Regions from separate parts of the Homo sapiens genome. Here region 2 is linked to region 1. Evidence: chromatin loops called from intact Hi-C (ENCODE). Cell type or tissue: ascending aorta. All regions are shown on one strand. Links, peaks and the distances in the headings refer to the core of each region. The heading gives the core; the rest is flanking DNA.

Region 1 (9,876 bases), core at 654-8,653:
GCCAGGCCCAGGGCTGAGCACCCAACACCTCCACAGCTGTCCCCACTTATAAACTGGGGTGTGTCTGGGCTCAGGGTCTCCCTGCCTCAGGGAGCCAAGAGCTCTCCCTGGACCCCGCTCCAAGCATGTGACACCACCCTATCCCTCCCTGGGCCTCCATCTGCTCCTCTGTAAATGGAGGTGGCCAGCCTGACCCCGCGGAGATAGGGTGAAGTGTACACAGGGCCCGGCATTCAGCACCCTCTGGGGGCTGCCCGAGAGGGCCCACAAACTCTGAAAGGCAATGGGCATGCGGTTAATAACAATGGCAACAGTCATGAACAGAATACCGTTCCCACCGGGCAAGCACATCACCCCAGTGAACAGGTGGGAAGCCTGAGGCCTGGCCAAGCACACCTTCACAGAAGCCCCTCTTCCTCCCCGTCCACTTCCCTGCCTCGTTACCGACGAACTGATTTGCTTTCTCCAGTGCCCCCGACTCAAGCGTCTGCTTCACTAAGAGGATTTTTGGTCTATTTTGTTCACACTGTGTCCTGAGCACCTGGGACAGATTAGCACGTAGTAGGCGCTCAAGGATTTGCGGAAGACTCTATGGAGATTTTCTGATTTGAAGCTAGCACACTTTACTTGACTGCATCTACCTTTATACGTAAGGGAGGTAAAGGTGAAGAACAAGACAGTGGAAAGCAAACACACTATTTCAAAGGAGTTTCCAAAAATAAAAAAATTCATTCATGCCAGGTGCAGTGCTCACACCTGTAATCCCAGCACTTTGGGAGGCAGAGGCAGGTGGATCACCTGAGGTCAGGAGGTCCAGACCAGCCTGACCAACATGGAGAAACCCTGTCTCTAATAAAAATACAAAATTAGCCAGGCATGGTGGCAGGCACCTGTAATCCCAGCAACCTGGGAGGCTGAGGCAGGAGAATCACTTGAACCTGGGAGGCAGAGGTTGCGGTGAGCCGAGATCACACCATTGCACTCCAGCCTGGGCAACAAGAGCAAAACTCTGTCTCCAAAAAAAAAAAAAAAATTCATTCACTCCTGCTGTGGCCAGGCACCCCCGTGCCAGGTCCCATGATGGATGCTTAAGTTTCGCAGGCTCCAGAACTCCTGTCCCAGGGGAACAGGGACACAGGCAGTCCCAACAGGCCCTGCAATAACCAACCAGACCCCACATGGAGGCTGGCCAGGCCCTCCTGGCTTTCCATGGTGGCTAGGGCTCACGTAAGGACTGGGTGCACCGAGGGCCGCACTGGGGACACTGGTCCCTGGTGAGCTGCAAAGAGCGGCCAGCTGGATTTATCACTAAAGGGAGAGGGTTGGGGATAGGGAAGGGTGATGTGTGCAGAGGGTACAGCCCTGCCCAAGCTGTGAGGCACGGCAGGCCTTGGGGTGAAGAGAAGGCGGGCTTGACAGGGTGTAGGCCGGGTCTGAGGGATGCTGGGTGCCAGGGGAGGAGCTGGGCTTTGTCAGAGAGCCCTGGGGCGACCCAGCCAAATCTGAGGGTCAGGATGACATGACCCCATGGGAGAAAGCATGGCTGGGCCCAGGATAGGATAAGCAGGGAAGGATCTGGGGGGACGCACCCCTGCTGGCTAGGACACTGACTGATGGAGGAGGACATGCTCCTTGGAGGGACTAAGGGTCTCTGCTGGAGAAATGCCCCCAAACAAAGAGCTCTCTCCTGAGTCTACCACCCTCTGCCCTCCCTGGGCTCCAATGTCCAGGCCCCCTGCCCTTCAGTCAGGCCCAGCTGGGGCAAGTTGGTGAGGGTGACCCCAAGGTCGTGGCAAACAGGGAATGCCAACTCACCCTGCCAAGTGGTTCCAGTGCCCAGTGCTCTCCCTGCCCTCCTAACTCTAGGCCTACACCTCTCCTTTCTGCATCACTCCCGCCCCATCCACCCAGGGAGCAAAGCTGCCAGAAGCTAGAGCCCACTTAATCAGCCACTCAGCATTCCATAGAGCTGTATTACACACCATGCGCTGGGCCCTGTGTGGAGGGCTCACAGTCCAGCACTGGGGTGCTGCCAGGCTCTTGGGGTGACAGTGTGTAAACAGGCCTGCTAAACCAGGGTGGCAGCACCGTGACAGGAAGGCTCAGGCTGTGGGAGCTCAGAGGAGCCCTCTAAACAGTCCAAACGTCAGGCAAAGCCTTCAGGGGGAGGCATGGTGTGAATGTTGTGGGGGTACAGCTATGGCTATTTCCTCTCCTCTCCTGACCTCCCCGCTGTCGCACTCCAAAGCCTGTGTTCATAAAGCCGCTCCAGACAGGTGGGCCTTCTCTAATCCAAATTACCAGCCCTCTCAGAGCCTCAGTTTTCCTGATCTATAAAATGGACCCAATGAATGTAGACTGGGAAAGTGCTTACCAAGCACCTACTATGTAGTTACTCCTCTCTCCCACCCTCTGTGCAGAGACGGGCCTTGCACCCTTGCCCTATCTTCCTAACCCAAGTTGAGGCCTGGTGGCAGCCCCCCAACCACTGCCCAAAAACGCTTAGGGCTCTGGAGTACCAGGAACTGAACACTAGTAGGTACAGGCTGTCGGATATTATTTGTTATGGCTTTAATAACAGTTTACAGAGGGCCGGTTTCCCATGGCTAAGGCACATAATTTCTGTAACTTTACTAGTGCCACTAACTTGAGTTGTCATGGGAGGCAGGAGGGGAATTAAAGATCAGGTTAGGGAGGCTGGGCGCAGTGGCTCATGCCTATAATCCCAGCACTTTGGGAGGCCGAGGCAGGCGGATCACCCGAAGTCGGGAGATAGAGACCAGCCTGACCAACATGGAGAAACCCCGTCTCTACTAAAAATACAAAATTAGCCAGGTGTGGTGGCGCATGCCTGTAATCCCAGCTACTCGGGAGGCTGAGGCAGGAGAGTTGCTTGAACCCGGGGGGCTGAGGCAGGAGAACTGCTTGAACCCAGGAGGCGGAGGTTGCGGTGAGCCGAGATCGCGCCATTGCACTCTAGCCTGGGCAGCAAGAGCGAAACTCTGTCTCAAAAAAAAAAAAAAAAAAAAAAAAAAAAAAGATTGGGTTAGGCGAATGGCATAAAATGCCTTTGTACAAAACAGGAAGACACCCCAGGTGCCAGGCTGCACAGCTGGCCAGTGGCTCGATTTCTTCCAGGGATCCTTGTACAATGTACAACTTGTACAACCATACACTTTGGCCCTAGGTTCAGGTGAGTGTCAGCATGGAGGCCTTTCCCCAAATAGGTCTCCCCTGCTTTACAGACCACCCAGCCCAGGTATGAGACCTTGAGATCCAATGCAAAGTTGAAGTGTGTGTGGACAAGCACATTTTTCTGAAGAGGGTCTAGAACTTTTTTCCAAATCCCAAAGGATCCACAGTTCCTCCAGTCTAGACTTGAATCTGGAGCCAGGGTCTGGGGCAGAGAACGGTAGACTTTCTAGAGCCTGGAGAGGAGTTCAAATGTGTTCTGAGACACAGATATCTGTCATTCCATTTCTCAAATGATGGACTTAAGACTGAGTATCAAAACCACACACAGGCAGTTTGAATAAAAGGGCATTCCTGAGCCCCACCCCTTAAAATCTGTGATTTGAGGGTGGCCTGAGCCCAGGAATCTGCTCCTAGTACAAACTTCGGGGTGGTTTATAGCACCCAGCAAAGCTCAGGAAGCTCTGATTTAATACATTGTTATTAGCTTGGCTCAAATTGCATTTTCTTTTGGTGTTGGTGAGGAAACAATGTATATACCCCAGAGATCACCCAACTCCCAAAAGGCTATCCATGTATAACCGTGAAGCCGATTTCATGAGTTTAGCTCCCTTTTGTTTTGTGGGAGTGCCATGGGGGTAAGGGGTGTGGAGATTTTCTCGCTGCTCTACCACTCCAACCCCCACTCCAACCCTGTCAAGCCAGGACAAGGCACAGCAAGTAATACACAAACGAAGAGTCAGATGCTGGGGCTCCCAGGTCTGGTCGGCAGGGGTCCTGAGCAGCCCTCACTCCAGGCCCCTCCAGCCTGTGTCTGTGACCCTGCCTTCCTCCTGAGGCAGGGCCAGCCCCTGGGGCTCCTGTCTGGCCAGCACAGTAGGCCATTCACCAAGGGCACACACCAAACCAGGCTCCTCGGGCCTGGGGTCCAGGCCAGACACTGACCCAGTGCCCTGGCTTTGGAGACAAACTCTTCTGTGTCTGGGTCTGAAGGCACATCTGTCTCCCTTCCTCCCAAGTCCCGGGCCAGTACAGCCGGCACCACCCACCAAGGAAGCCTCAGGCAACCTGATGAATGGAGGCATTCAACAACACAAACCGAGCACCTACTGTGTGCCAGGCCACAGACAGGGCCCTGCCCTGAGGCACACGTGTGATGAGGGCGGAGAGTGCACAAAAAGAGATATAAACGCTGGGCAGAGGAGTGCCAGGCAGGGCAGGTCACGGTCTGTGTGGAGAGCCTCCTGAGGGGGTGAGGAATCGGCCGGAAAGAAGGACTTTAAGAGTGTCCAGGAATGACGTGCAAAGGCCCTGTGGTGGTGAGGAGAGGGAGGGGCCAGCGTGGCAAGTAAGGTGGTCGGCCCCCGGGGACACGTCTGCAGTGCCTGGCCACCCACGGCCGGATGAGGATTAGGGGGCGCTGGCCTAGCAGGCCTCTCACTCTCAGACTCCAAGGGCCAAGAAAAACTACGGACAGGAAGCCCGGGTCTGGAGGCGTCCTTTGTTCGGGGCCGCCATCAAGGAGCACTCACCCCTATCCCAGGCTCCCGGGGCGGCTGTTCCGGAAGCCCCGCCCCTTTCCAGCCGCGCGCGGCCGCGCCCGCCTGTTAATCACAGGCAGCGCGCGCCAGTACAAGACCAGCCTCGCCCCGGGGGCCCCGCCCACAGGTCAGCCCCGCCCCTTTCCGCTCACCCCGCCCCGCCCCTCCGCAGTGTGACGGCCAATCAGGGGCGTCTGCCCGGGCTGGGGGCTGGGGCATGTGCGAACACAAAAGGCAGGAAATACGAGTAGTCTGGGGCGCTGTCACCATGGCTACCTGCGCCCGCGCGCCGCCCCGCGCCCAGTCCCGGCACTGGCCCGTGGGTATGCCGGGCGGGAGGCTCCTGCGGGGCGCTGGGCAGCCCTCTCCCCACAGGGCTGCAAGACCCTGGGCCTCCACTTCCTAGTCTGTGAAATGGGGTCACGTTTTGCCCAGGGCTGAATTCACTCATACTTCAACAAACATTTATTGAGTGCCTACTATGTTCGGGTGCTTGAGATCCACCACTATAAGAGATTAAAAAAACAAAAAATAAAAAAAAACTCTGCCCTTGGTGGCTTCTATGGGAGGAGTTGGGGAGACGCACGGAAGGGAGGCAGCCAATAAGCAGCAACATAAATCAGTAAATTGTACAGGGCGTTACACCGCGACTGAGTGCTCTGGGGGAAACATTCGCTAAGGGGAACGGGTACTAGGTTCGTAGTTTTAAATAAGGTGGTCTGGCAGGCCTCATCAAGAGAGGTAATTTGAGAGAAGACTCTAAGGAGAAGGAGGAATCGGCCCTGTGGCTCTCCAGGAAGAGCACTGCAGGCAGGACAGGCGGCCAGTGCGTGCAAAGGCCCAAGGCAGTAGTGTGCCCGCAGGAGAGCAAGGGGCCACGGTGCATAGCTAGGGAAGAGTTATGGCAGTGACACAGCAGAGCAAGCCAGCAGGTGCTCAGTCCAGTCGCTCTCTGTTCACTTTCCCTCCTCACCTTCCTTCTTTTTTTGCTACCCTTTCCTTCTCTACGGACAAGGGGAAAACACCAGCTTGAGGTGAGATAAACAGTAGTTTTAGGAGACATTCCCTCTGCAGTGTGGGTCGGAAGGATCTCAGACTTAGGTCACTGTTCTGGGCAAGCTCTAGGGGCAAAGCAGACACAGGAGCCGAGAAGCCAGGCTCTCTTAGCCTTTGCACAGGCCCCTCTGCCTGGCATGCCTTTCCTTTTCAGTCTGACAGACTCCCACCTTAGCCTTCAAAGCCCGACCAAATGTCACCTCCTCGGGAAGCGTGGGCTACCTGCCTTGATGAGGCTCCACTTCCTGGAGCTACTCTTCCATACAGACCCCATCCTAGCACTGGCCACACACCCCTCCCTCCCGCTTTCCTGCATGGAGGGCTGCTAAGGGGCAGAAAGGCCAACATGCCAGCACTTGTCAATCATAAAGAGCCAGAAAGACAAAACCGGAAGTCGACGGCTAATGGTTACTAGCCACATGTGTACCCATCTTCCTCCTCTGTGGAAGGCGGAAGGAAACAGATGCCCTCCAAATATGGACAGCTGAAATGATGAAGTGCTGAGCCCTGGCCCAGACCCTCAGAGAGATGTACTCAACCACCTCCCCACCCTTGGACAAGCACAAAACCAGAGAAAACAAAGGCCAGCAACTGTGGCTCAGCCCGCATAAATTTCTTCTGGACACTGGCCTGTCTATTTGAATATCTGTAATGTTTGGTGGAGTCAGGGGTGAGGGTCTCAGCCTTTGGCTGCTGCATCTCCAGACACCCATCATGTGTTTCTTTTCTTTTTTTTTTTTTTTTTTTTTTTTGAGACGGAGTACAATGGTGCAATCTCAGCTCACCTCCGCCTCCCAGGTTCAAGCGATTCTCCTGCCTCAGCCTCCCAAGTTGCTGGGATTACAGGCACGCACCACCATGCCCGGCTAATTTTGTATTTTTAGTAGAGACAAGGTTTCTCCATGTTGGTTAGGCTGGTCTCAAACTCTCGACCTCAGGTGATCCACCCGCCTCGGCCTCCCAAAGTGCTGGGATTACAGGCATGAGCCACCGTGCCCGGCCCATCATGTTTCTAATGGGTATTTTCCCCTTAACATGTCATTTGAGCCCCTGCCTGCTCATCAGTAAACTGGGCTAATTATAATACCCTCCTGTAGGGCTGTTGTAAGAATAAAATGGACTAATTTGAGAAAAGGGCTTACAACAGGGTATAGTGACAAGGACTCGGTAACGGTTGGCTCTGCTGATTAGAGAGACCAATACAGCAACCTATGGGAAGATTTGGAGTCACGAAAACCTGTTCTCCGTCCTTGGAGCCACAGCTGGACTACATTTCCCAGCCTTCCTTGCAGCTGGGCATGGTCACATGACTGTGCTCCAGCCAATGGAATGTGAATGCAAGTGATATCTCCTTCCAGGGTGGACCCTCCACACTAAGCCAGCTTGATGCAGACCATGCCCCGGCCACATTGCCATGTGGAGGAAACCTCCACCCACCAGAAATACTCACCATCCTCCGGAAATACAAACCTCCATCTAGAAATGCTAGGTTGGTTTGTTGCTGCAGCTGATCTTACCCTAACTAGTACAGGCATGTGCTTATCCATTCACTCATTTGCTCATTCAATAAATACTTAATGAGGCCCTAGTGGAGCTACATGCCCTATGCTGGGTGCTGGGGATACAGAGGGGAGCAACAGAAGGTAGGGGAACTCCCCACTTTCATGGAGCTTACAGTATGGCAAGAAGGACCAACCTTAGTAAATAAACCAGGGCAGGAAGGCTTCTCTGAGATGAGATCTATGAGAGAGAAGGAGGAGAGAGAGTTCCAGGCAAGAAAGACCAGCAGAGGCAAAGATCCTGAGGCCTGAAGGAGCATGGTCCACTTCCTGGTACCAAGAGGGGGGGAAGATGAAGCGAAAGTGAGCCATCTCCATCACATCCCCTCTCTGAATTTCAGTTTCCTCATATTTAAATTGTGGCCATGCTAATAGCCTCTCAAAGGGCATCTCTGAATCTCAGAGGAGAAAATAGCACACTCGAAGTGCTCCTGGATGCTCATTCATTCCTTGATGTTACCAAGAGTGGGCAGAAAGACCTCCGCCTGATGCCTAGGCAGTGCGTGGAGGATGCCGGCTAGGAGGTGAGCAGAGCTGTCTCTGGGGCTCAGGAGGCAGGAGCAGGGAGGGAGAGTTGCTGCTATTAAGGCTCCTGCCACGCAGGCTAAATATCAAGAGTCGTCTCCAGCCGGGAGAGCTATTAGGCGGCAGCGGAAGCACTGGCTCTCTGGGGAGGCGGGCAGGACTGTCCCTGGAGGCAGCTCAGGCGAGCTGGTGCTAAGAGCGGGAACTCTCTGCTGACGGGCAGATGCTGGCCGCCATTCAGCCTCTTTCTGGACGGGGATGGTTGTGAAGGGTATTGCAGGATTCGTGGGGAGATCCAGGAGGCCCCCAGGGGCTGATGTGTTGTTGTGCATTTCCCTGATGCTCCATGCCAGCCCTGCTGCTGTCTCCTGAGGTCAGAAGCAGGAACAGATGCAGCAGTTCTTTGAGGTGTGCCTGCCACCAGGTGCCAAAAAGGGCACAGGCAGGGAGGGGGGTGCAGCTAGAGGAGGTCCCATTAGGGGCTGAAGCCCCCAGTGATTTGTAGCGGGACCACATCACTCCCTTGACTCACATACCTGTCATGGCCCCTGAGGTCCCTGCCGCCAGCTTTCAGGCTCGCCTCTGCTCACTCCAGTGCTACCAAGCCCTGCAGCCCTCCACACCACAGTGCCCCACCGACATACGCGTGCGTACACTGTTTCTTCTGCCAGGTATGCCAGCCTCGGCTCCCATCCTCCTACACCTTTTCTATCATCATTTAAGAACCTATTGGAGTTCTAATCATGGCTAAGCCAGTTGTCCAAGCAACCTCCCCTCTCTGATCCTTAGCTTACTCACTGCTAACATACGGAAGCTATTTCCTATCTCACAGGGTTGTTGGTACAAATTAAACATGACGATGTATGTGAAAAGCACCTAATAGCATGTGGCATGAAGTAGTTATTTAAAAAGTGGAAACAAGAAAACCCCTACAAAAACCACCCAATCAACCTTCTCGGAGCAGCACCTCCTTCAGGAAGTCTTCCCTAATCACACCCTGGCTGTCCCCTTCTCCATGCATTTGAGTTTAAGTGCCTTTTTACTGGGCCCTCAGCTCCCTGGATGGCCCCTGGCATGGCACTACCTGGGACAACAATGACTTATTTGGGCATCTGCCCCATCTCCAACAGCCTGTAAAGACTTTGAGGGCAGGGACATTCCTGGTGGGTGCCAGGCCACACAGTCAGTGTTAGATGAATGAGTAAAGAAGATTGGGTGTCCTCATTCTTTGCCTGCCACCATGTAAGACATGCCTTTCGCCTTCCGCCATGACTCTGGGGCCACCCTAGCCAGGTAGAACTGGTCTTGCTCTGTCGCCCAGGCTGGAGTGCAGTCGCACGATCACAGCTCACTGTAGCCTCGACCTCCCAGGCTCAAGTGATCTTCCAGCCTTAGCCTCCAAGTAGCTGGGACCACAGGCACACTCCACCATGCTCAGCTAATTTTTTAAATTTTTTGTAGAGATGGGGTCTCACTGTGTTGCCCAGGATGGTCTCAAACTCCTGGGCTCAAAGATCCTCCTGCTTCTACCTCCCAAAGCACTGGGATTATAGACATGCACCACTGTGCCCAGCCAGACTGGCCCTTTTGAGATATCTTTTCAAGTTTTTTGCATGTCTGACAATTGATGGCTCCACCTGGACCTACCAAGCACTCCTGTGGCCTCCATCTAGAAGCGACTAAGCACAAGAGGGCAGCTCCAACCCAATCAGTCGGCACTCCCCATACTCTAGGCCCCTGCCACCAAACTATCTTTGAAAAAGCCCCTAACCTCAGAGTGTGGCCGGCCTCGTGTCAAATGCCCCTGGAACCCTAGAATTCGTTCTCAGCCCAGGATGGGCTGCCAGGACAGCCCTATGTCGGTTGCCCTCACCTCAAGCTCTGCCCAGTGGTCCTGACCTCAGCCCAGGCTTCAGTCTCCTTCCCAGGCTGCCACTAATTGCAGCCTCCAGCAACAGGGACTGGCCCACCCCATCTTCCACATCCTCTGACAGGCCACTAGT
Region 2 (9,876 bases), core at 675-8,674, 280 kb after region 1:
GTTTAATGCTTTCTGGGTGGCAGATTTATAGGCCATTTTAGGTTAACTGAAGCAGTCTAGTCTACAAGGACTGAATTTTGGAAAAGAGTTAGCTAAAAAGACGTAGTGCTCTAAATTTAGCATAACTATCACTATAAAAAATGTTTGTACCCTATGCCCCAGCAATTCTACTGCTGGGATTTATCTGATCATAAACTTACTCCTACACAAAGATGCTAACCCCAGCACTGTGCTGGTAATAGCAAGAATAAGAAAAACAGCTAGAAGACCATCAACAGAAAACCAGTTCCATCAGTTATGCTGCATCCACAAGATGCAATTTTCTGCAGCTGCCTTAATGAGGTAGATCTTTATGTGCAGTATGGAAAGGTGGCCAAAAGAGACTAATCAGTGAAAAAAGTCAAGTACGACGTGATCTCAATTTGTATAAATTTTTGAAATGACATTCATATGTAATTCCCAGAAGGAACTTAGGAAAGTATTAACAGCAGTTACTACAGGTGAGGGGACTTGGGGGAAGGAACACATTTTCCATTTTACGTTTCTCTGTACTTCTAAACTTGCAGTTGTTACTTTTATTAAATAATTTTTCAAAAACTCTGAATTCTTTATGAGAACAAGAAAGGCTAAATTCACTACTTCAGATTTTACCTCCTTACTCACCCCTGTGCAAGAAGTAAACAAAGAATAAAAGGATCATTGGGGAAGTTATAGGAAAGGAAGGGACCCAGGGCCAGAGAGCGCCACCTGGGTGGACCGGACATGGTCCCAGCCCTCATCTCCACCCGCCAGTACTGTGTCTTGACTGGCTTCCAGCCTGACAGTTTCACTAGCTCCCCATCCCTCAGAAGACACCTGCACTCTGTTTCCTGGCTCTTCCCTCCTCCCCAGCCACCTCTTCCTGCCTTGGATGTATGCTCAACACCACCAAGCTAGAAGCTGACTCCCATGAGTAGATGCTATTTCTTGGCTTCGTGTCCTTACATGTTTTTCCTATACCAACATTCCTCCTGCCTCCCTTTCCTAATTGAAGACTCATTGTTGGCATCACTCTTACCAAGCCTTCTGACTCCCCCAGGCTTCACGAGGTCTCCTCTCCCTTCCTCCTCTGCCCTTATTCCTCCCTCATTTGCCTATAAACTCAAAGACACGCCTATACTGAAGGTTTGCAGGTTGGATCCTAGCCTCTTCTCATGTTTACAGCTGCAGAACCACTCCATTCCTTTGTGGCTACTGTTTCCTCCACGTGGCTTTTTCTGCTCTTCTGTCTTGTCTTTCTCTTTTTTCCTCTCTCTCTCTGTCTCCTCTCTTTCTTTCTTTCTTCTTTGAGACAGAGTCTATGTCACCCAGGCTGAAGTGTAGCAGTGCGATCATGGCTCACCGTAGCCTCAGCTCCCTGGGTTCAAGCTATCCTCCCATCTCAGCCTGCCCAGGTGCTGGGCTTGCAGACAGACATGAGGCACCGCGCCTGACCCGTGTCTTTCTTACCAGGGGGTTTCTTCCTATGCTTAGTGACCTTGGCCATCCACTCATATATTTAAGAATAAAACACTAAAAGGCTTAGTGGAAGCTCTGCAAATGAGTGATGCTTGTTCATTTTCTCAGAATTAATTGACTAGGCTTTTTTTTTTTCCAATGTCTTTTCTCTTAATTGGTCACGCACCATAGAGAGGGCACTTCCACTCTCTTTGGCTGCCAATCTAGAAGCCAGGTGGGGGAAGGCTCGGGTGGTGTCTCTCTTCAGACTGTGAACTTTCTCTTAATCCCTCTTTTCAGTATGGCTCCCCCTACCTACCCCTGCAGTGTGCCTGGTGTCCCACAGTCAAGGTACTCTCTGGCTTATTCCTTCCTAAGAATAAATCTCGGGAGAGTAACCTTTTAACCATCTGCCAAGTTGGAAGAAGGGTAGTCACCCGGCCGCTTGGAGGGGATGGGAGGTGGGACAGGACTGTGGGGACCTGCTTCTTAAACAGACTTCCAAGTAATCTTCCTGTTCTTAGACCCACCTTCACCCCTATTTCCAGGGGGTCCTTGCACTAGAGTTCCTGAGATCTGGGGATAGGCCATGGTTAACAAACCAGGTGCTTAGGAGTTGGTAGATGAATTAGCCCTGGTCATCCACTTTGTGGCAATCATCTCCTGTCCTATTCTTTTTGGTTTTATGCTTTTTATTTTTGACACAGGGTCTCATTCTGTCACCCATGCTAGAATGCAGTGGCATGATCTGGGTTCAAGTGATCCTCCCACTTCAGCCTCCCAAGTAGCCAGGACTGCAGGCACACACCACCATGCCTGGCTAATTTTTTTTGTATTTTTTGTAGGGACGGGGTTTTGCCATGTTGCCCAGGCTGGTCTTGAACTCCCAGGCTCAAGCGACCGGCTCGCCTCAGCCTCCTAAAGTGTTGGGATTACAGGCATGAACCACCATGTCTGAAGGTTTTATGCTTTTTTTTTTTTTTAAACTCCCTTCTCTGTCCTTTTAGATGGAACAGAGACAAGCACATGTGATCAACCCACTATGTTTCACAGGTACACTCCTGAGTACATCTCCCAACAATCCTATGACATAAGCATTCCCATTTCACAAGAGAAAAACAGGCTCAGAGAAGCTAAGCTACTTGCCAAGGTCACCCAGTCAGCACATTATAGAGCTATGACATAATCTGAACCTCTCTTTTGAGGTCCACTATGGACATATTAGAGATAAGAAGATTATGGCCTAGAAAGGTTAGGCATTTATATCAAGATTAGAAGGCAAGAAAATGTCAGTACACAGATTTGAACACAGGGCTGTCTAACTTCAAAGCCTGTTCTCTCTAGTATAACTTACTACTACATCTTTTAAGGCCAACCCAACCCAGCTGCTCTACCAGGGCTCAAGAATATACTCTTGGGGAGTTCAAGAGCTGTCCTTGTGAATGTGTACATTTTGTGTTTTCATTTTTCCACATTTTTCTTAAAACCAGTAAACTAGGGTTAATCAGAATAAACCCTTTATAATCCAGCACTGCCCTAGGATTACAGGGGCTCCATATGTATTTCTGTCTATGATCATTATCACAGGCTCACGAAAACTGAATAGGCTGCCTTATCCTATAAGCATTACTTTTTTTTTTTTTTTGAGGCAGAGTCTTGCTCTTGTTGCCCAGGCTGGAGTGCAATGGCATGATCTCGGCTCACTGCAACCTCCACCTCCCGGGTTCAAGTGATTCTCCTGCCTCAGCCTCCTGAGTAGCTGGGATTACAGGCAGCCGCCACCACACCCGGCTAATTTTTGTGTTTTTAGTAGAGATGGGGTTTTGCCATGTCGACGAGGCTGGTCTCAAACTCTGACCTCGTGATCCGCCCGCCTTGGCCTCCCAAAGTGCTGGGATTACAGGCATGAGACACCATGCCTGGCCCCTATAAACAGTATTTAAACACCAAGTGAAACCAAATGAAGCCAGGGTCTAATGTGAGAACAAAGCCTTTGTAGTTATTTGAAAAGTGGCAGAAGAGCATCAGGTCATCCCACAGCAAGTGAATCTAATTTGCTTAAACTCAAAAGTGGGTGGGCCACTAACAGTCAAGACCTTCACGTTGTAACAATTCCATTTCAGTAAAACAGTGAAGAGCACATTCATGTTCACCTGAATGTTACTGGAATCGTAATTTTCTTTTAATTTACTTTGTTTTGGTCTTTAATGGTTGAGTAAGAGTTACAAGCCTAGGGGTTTACACCTAGTATCACGTGGATATACAGTGAAGTAACATAATGAAAATAATTTACAGCCTGGGCAACATGGTGAAACTCCATCTCTACAAAAAATACAAAAATTCGCTGGGTGCCATGGCTCATGCCTGTGGTTCCGGTTACTTGGGAGGATGAGGTGGGAGGATGGCTTGAGGCCAGGAGGTTGAGGCTGCAGTGAGCCGAGATCACGCCACTGTACTCCAGTCTGGGTGACAGAGCGAGACCCTCTCTCAAAAAAAATAATAATTTAGGCAAACATAAGGATCAGTGAGACTTTTGTGTTTTTGTTTTTGGTTTTTCCTCTACAGAGTCACTTTGAAAACTCAGGCTACCCTGAAGGCTGGCCAAAAGGATGACAACAATTATTTCCTTTGGTACTGTTAGAACAAAGTCAGTACAAGTGGGTCTAATCATCTGAGGCAACTTCTGTGTTTCTGCTTAGTCTAATGTTTCCCATCGCCACCACTCCCGTCTCAATCTTTTTGAATTGTGGGTTATTCCCAATCATGTCTTTTTTTCCTTCTATCTAAACCTTTGGGGGTGAAAAGTTGGCCCCTTTTACTGCGTCCATCCCGTAGCACTTGGCACAGGGAAGATGATGCTTATCTGTTGAGTTTGCTGAACTAAGGAACTAAAGTGAGTATTACCAACATTAAAGGTGAGAAAACTGAGGCTTAAAGAGATTTAATTTGCTCAAGATCGCTGGGATGAACATTTGAGCCGCTGGACAAGAGTCTGCATTTAGTCTCTAAGCTGGCTTCATTCTTAAGGATATCGCACCTCTCGAGGCTCAAATCGTTTGCTTAACTCATGGAATGTCTCTGTGGTCTTGGGAAAGGCCTCTTCCCGCTCTGGGTCTGAGTTTCCCCATCTGTGAAACGGGGGCGTGCCCCAGAGCGCCAAGGCCTCTTGCAGCTCTGAAACGGCTGAGAGGAGAAGCTGGAGGGAGTATGGGGCCTGGTCCTCTCCTAGGTTCTTACCATTTGATGATGTTGTGAACCAAAGGTAAAAAGGAGTAGTTCTCTTCCTCCCTCGCGCGGGCAGGTGACTGAGGCCGTGGCGCCGGCGACTGCTGCGGTTGAGGCGCAGGGACCGGCGGCGGCTGAGGAGGCGGCAGCGGCTTGGTGTCAGGCAGCGGCTGGTCGGACGTTGGCGGCAATACATCCTCCGCCTGTCGCCCGGCTGCCACCCCAGCAGAGGCCATGGCTCCGGGGGTAGGTTAGCCAGAGGTCGGGTCGCCAAAAGCGTCGCGCACTCTACACGTCACCACCGCGCGCCCTGCAGGGGCGGGGTGTGGAGGAAGGCTCTGAGCGTGCGCACTGGGCAGTCGGCGGGAAAAGGCGCGGAGGCGGGGGTGGGGAGGCTGTTGCTAGGCAACGGGCCGTGGGTGGGTCTGGGGTGCCTGGATTTGGATTGTGAGTCAAGATTGCTAAATTATTAAATAGTGAGAAATAGGGGTTTATTTCAGAAATAACAATCTTTTTTTTTTTTTTGAGACGGAATTTCGCTCTTGTTGCCCAGGCTGGAGTGCAGTGGCGCGATCTCGGCTCACCGCAACCTCCGCCTCCCGGGTTCAAGCGATTCTCCTGCCTCAGCCTCCCTAGTAGCTGGGATTACAGGCATGCACCACCACGCCCGGCTAATTTTATATTTTTAGTAGAGACGGGGTTTCTCCATGTTGATCAGGCTGGTCTCGAACTCCCCACCTCAGGTGATCCGCCCGTCTCGGCCTCCCAAAGTGCTGGGATTACAGGCGTGAGCCACTGCACCCGGCCAGAAATAACAATCTTCTTATTCCTATTCACACGATGAAGAGGGCCCCAAAGCCACAAACACAGGAAGCCTTGAGATTAGTAAGGTGCAGCCTGGCCCAGTGCACCCAAGTCTGGAGAGGAGCCACTGGACCTGTGGGAGGCGTAGACAGCACTTACCTGCTGGGTGAGGCACCAAACCCGGCCCAGCCCACAGTGCAAGACATCGAGACCTCGAGTTTAGCCCTAAGGACGCAGAGGCAAAGGGATTGCGGTCCCTTCAATGCTGCAAGGTTGCTTAGAAAGAGTCTAATAATTCAACTCAACACACATTTAGTATGCACCTGCTGGATGGCCACCTGTATGTGTGGTTGCAGGCAGGCTGTCCTTGCTTTCAGTACAAGGTAGAGGGGATTGGTGCCAGGAGTAAATATCATATCCTGGAAGAACGACAAGGTCAGGTACTCTCCATACCTTCGGGCCAGTTCCCCAAGCCCCTAGGTCCCAGTTTCCTCACCCCTAAAATCATATTTAGTTCAGATTCATGGCACAGCCTAAACTGCATTCTAACTTCACATGCGTGGCTGACCCCAAAAGGTCTTGTTGGCATGAGGACTCCCTAGGATCATAGGCCAAAGATGGGTTTATGGTTATGCTTCTCAAAACAAGTTTGATATGAGGGCTGTGTAGTAATTTTCCGGGCAATGGGGACACCCACCCCAAGCTTAGCTAGTGAGTAGAAGACATGAGTGGGGAAAGCTGTCAACTGGTGAGCCCATTCTGCTGTAATCCACCATCATGGGCAGTACAGAGAGGCGAGGAGGTCCACATCCACATAGCATGATGAACAGGAGCCTTAAGAGCAAGGTGGCCAGGGAAAGGATCAATGCTGATATTTTCAGGCACATTGGGAGGGCTGTGCGGAGGCAGATCCTTGGGGAGTAGGACCATAGATGGAAGTGCTGTTGGAGGGTGCGCTGTACAGGTTCTGTAGTAAAGGGCCTCAGCACAGCTCTCTGCAGCAAGAGCTGCCCACGGTGCCCCAGAGAGAGAGCAAAGGGAGGGAGTGGGTTGCGGAGTTTTCTTCCTTCTAACCATTGACCTCTCCAACTAAGGGAAAGTTCAAGAGTTCTGGTTGAGCATGGAGGAGAAAAAGGCCAGATGTGCTTGAAGAGACTGTATACCCTTGGAGTCATCTGGGGAAAGATGATATAGTAATAGTAATAATAATAGTAATTACCACAACTACCATGGAGTAAAAGTAGATACAGGGAACAGAGTTACAGTCACTGTCTCAATCCACAGACAGAGGTCTAGAAGATGGATGTCAGGATCCCCATTTTCTAGATGAGAAAACCAAGACTTACAATGGTTAAGATCCCAGCCTAAGGGTCAACGCAGTTGCTGATGCCAAGTCTATGATCTTAACCAACACTAAAGAGACTTCGGATCCCTACCAGTTCTGTAACTTTATGATTCAAAATGTTAAAGTGGGTTTGAATTCAGAATTCAAAAACCAATCCAATATTCATCAATAATATCCCCATGGCAATCACACGTCATCTTTGCCCTCCCAGAGTGTTTTATAACTTAATTATGAGCCACAACTATATCATTGTCAGAAAAATGAGGATGCTTCTTAAAAGAAAAAACACTTGAGGTATAAATAGATATGGCTAAAGAAAACAGGTTGAAAACCTAGGAAGCATGAACCAGTATGGTGCATTGACAGTTTGCCCTAAAAATAGTTAATATAATTAGTGGCAAAGAGTAAAGCTGACTTCATAATGTTGCAAGCGGATGTCAGAAAAATACTGCCTGTGCTGGTTTCATTAAAGCTGAAATTGCCACAACAAATGTGTGTCTGTTTATAACCTGCTCTGTTAAAAGTCAGGAAAGACAGATGCTCCATTGATATGTAAGGACAATGTATTGTGGTGAAGGAAACTTCACCCCACCACAAGGGAAGCTCTAAGGTCATTGCTTTCTTAGGTGGATTTATGCCGTTTCTCACGGGGCCTTGTCCAGTTAGTGGTTACAAGGTCAGGCTTTGGAGGCAGCCGCCTGACTTCAGCCTCAACTCAGCCTCCTTGGAGCTTCGTGACTGGGCAATTGCTTAATCTCACTTCGTGCAGCCATGCCACCTCGCAAGACTGAATGGGCCATTACTTGTAAAGCACTTAGAGTAAATATCTGTGCGCAGTAAATAGTAATTCTTCTTGCTATTAGATTTAGGACTTCTTACTTCACCAATTAACAAAACCCAGACAGACAGCAGCTAAGAGGAATGATCCACATCACTGCCCTTTGATAAAAATGTAAGCCAAACATGCAAGCCGCAGAGGCGGTGTTCAGTTTTCTAGCAGCCATATTAAAAAATAAGAAAACAGGTCGGGTGTCATGGCTTATGTCTGTAATCTCAGCACTTTGGGATGCCAAGGCGGGTGGATCACTTGAGGTTAGCCTAGCCAACATAGTGAAACCCCATCTCTACTAAAAATACAAAAATTAGTTGGGCGTGGTGGCACACACCTGTAGTCCCAGCTACTTGGGAGGCTGAGGCAGGAGAATTGCTTGAAGCTGGGAAGCAGAGGTTGCAGTGAGCCAAGATCACACCACTGCACTCCAGCCTGGGCGATACAGCGAGACTCTGTCTCAAAAAAAAAAAAAAAAAAAAAGAGAGAGAAAACATAGGTGAAGCTAATTTTAATGATACATTTTATTTAACCCAATATGTCCAAAATATTATAATTTCAACAAGTAATCAATATGAAAATTATTAATAGGATATTTTACTGTTTTTCCTACTGTCTTTGAAACCGGGTGTTTTACACTCACCGTACATCTCAATTCCAGCAGTCACATATCACTGCTCAGCATCCAAATGTGGCCAGCAACTACAGAACTGGATGGTGCAGAGAAATGGATTCATATCAACATAGACAACACTCACATCATAATGGTGGAAATGGAGGAAAAAGCGAGTTCTACAATGGATATAGAGTATATTACCACTTATGCAAATGTTGAAGCATGAAAAATAACATTCTCTATTGTCCATAAATATGACACCTATGTAAATGTATTTGAAAAAGGAACTGGGGGATACACCTCACATGGATGGGACAGGGGACGAAGCAAGGACTGGGAATATAACAGGCACAGCAACTTTCTATGTGGTGTTTTATCTCTTGTATATGAGATAACTTGAAGTAAATAGGATAAATATGAACAACGGCCAAATAGAGGGGTGGGTGCAAGGGGGTTTGGCACATAGACTCCATGCTCTGCTCCTCTCTGGCTCTATGACGCTGGGCAAGTTATTTAACCTCCCTGAGCCTGGGTCTCCTCATCTGCAAAATGGAATCATACAGTACCTACCTAATGGGGCTGCTGAAACAGTTACAAGAGGGAATGCATGTCAAGAGCTTCAAACAGTGCCTGGCACATAGTAAGCATCTATGTGTTAGCTACTACTGCTACTTAATTTTTTTTTTTTTCAAAAACCCTGGAGTAATTATTCCTTATGCAATAAACTGCTACTACAAGAACACATACAAAAACCAGACTGCACCCAGAACTGAACTTTCAGATGCTCAAAGTGGACCCGTATCACACATATCTATGAATATTCTTGTGATACAAGAATTCTGCTACGTAAAGTCCAAAAATAGTCATGTCTCCGTCAGACAGACACCATGGGTCTTGTTAAACTGATCATGTCATCATATGATAGAGGGCTTTTTCATCAAAGCTATATTCTTACTTATGATTCATCCTTTTCTTTTCATAACCTGGAGCCTCAGGCAGGTGGAAAAAGCTACACAATACTTTGATTTTTGTGAGTTAAAAAAAAAAAAGGCAGCAATCATTGTTCTGGCCAAATGTAGTGCAATGTATACCAGGAATCAGCTCACTGAAGCCACGATTCATTGCATAAACCTCAGACAAAAGCCCTTTGCTTGGGTCCACCCTGCGGATTGTCTTTCTTCTCTCTCTGAGCTCCACTTGAATCTCCTTTTTATTCTTTTCAGCCGTCCTCTCCTAACTCTGAGATACTCCATTACGTTCATTTTCTCAACTCATTTCTGTTAGTGGTTTCATTTCTCAGAATCATTTGTTTTGGGGGCATTTCAGCATACAAATCCGACTGTATTTTTTTCAGACTGAGAGAATGTTCTCCTTGAGTCCTTTCTTTTAGTCCTTCTGTTTGTGATCTTTCACCAGATCTTCACCAGCTGCCCTTAAATTACCAAACAGCTTTTGATATAATACAAATGAGAGGCAATCCATTCCAGGAACTAGCTTTTATCAAAAATGGTTCATTATTGTTCTGAAGCCGTATTTTTTCCAATCTCTTTACTACATAATTTTCATCCAAATTATTTGTTA

The links. Hi-C counts contacts between places; a loop is a spot of excess contacts. Peaks named below come from ENCODE experiments on the same cell type or tissue, not always from the same donor. Only the 100,000 strongest peaks of a DNase experiment are listed, where the experiment ranks them.
Region 2: a loop joins it to region 1, with 2.8 times the contacts of the local background. A loop is called at or near these places in 2 of 110 quality-filtered maps.

The regions. Positions count from the first base shown.
Region 1 is chr17:17,747,355-17,757,230 of GRCh38, reverse strand. All of the region lies in intron 2 of RAI1 (retinoic acid induced 1), which reads right to left. Among named protein-coding and RNA genes, the nearest start is that of RAI1-AS1, 14 kb to the left of the region's middle. RefSeq lists enhancers at 4,275-4,976, 5,491-5,610 and a silencer at 4,681-5,150. In ascending aorta, for the core only: a CTCF peak has its summit at 5,059; DNase peaks (open chromatin) are centred at 1,519, 4,880, 7,110 and 8,108; H3K4me3 peaks cover 1,931 bases; H3K27ac peaks cover 3,847 bases.
Region 2 is chr17:17,472,103-17,481,978 of GRCh38, reverse strand. It overlaps MED9 (mediator complex subunit 9), which reads right to left and starts at 4,979. Exons shown (of 2, transcript NM_018019.3): 1 at 4,714-4,979. The coding sequence starts at 4,937. RefSeq lists an enhancer at 4,876-4,975. In ascending aorta, for the core only: no CTCF peak of the experiment used is centred there; DNase peaks (open chromatin) are centred at 4,639 and 4,998; H3K4me3 peaks cover 2,108 bases; H3K27ac peaks cover 630 bases.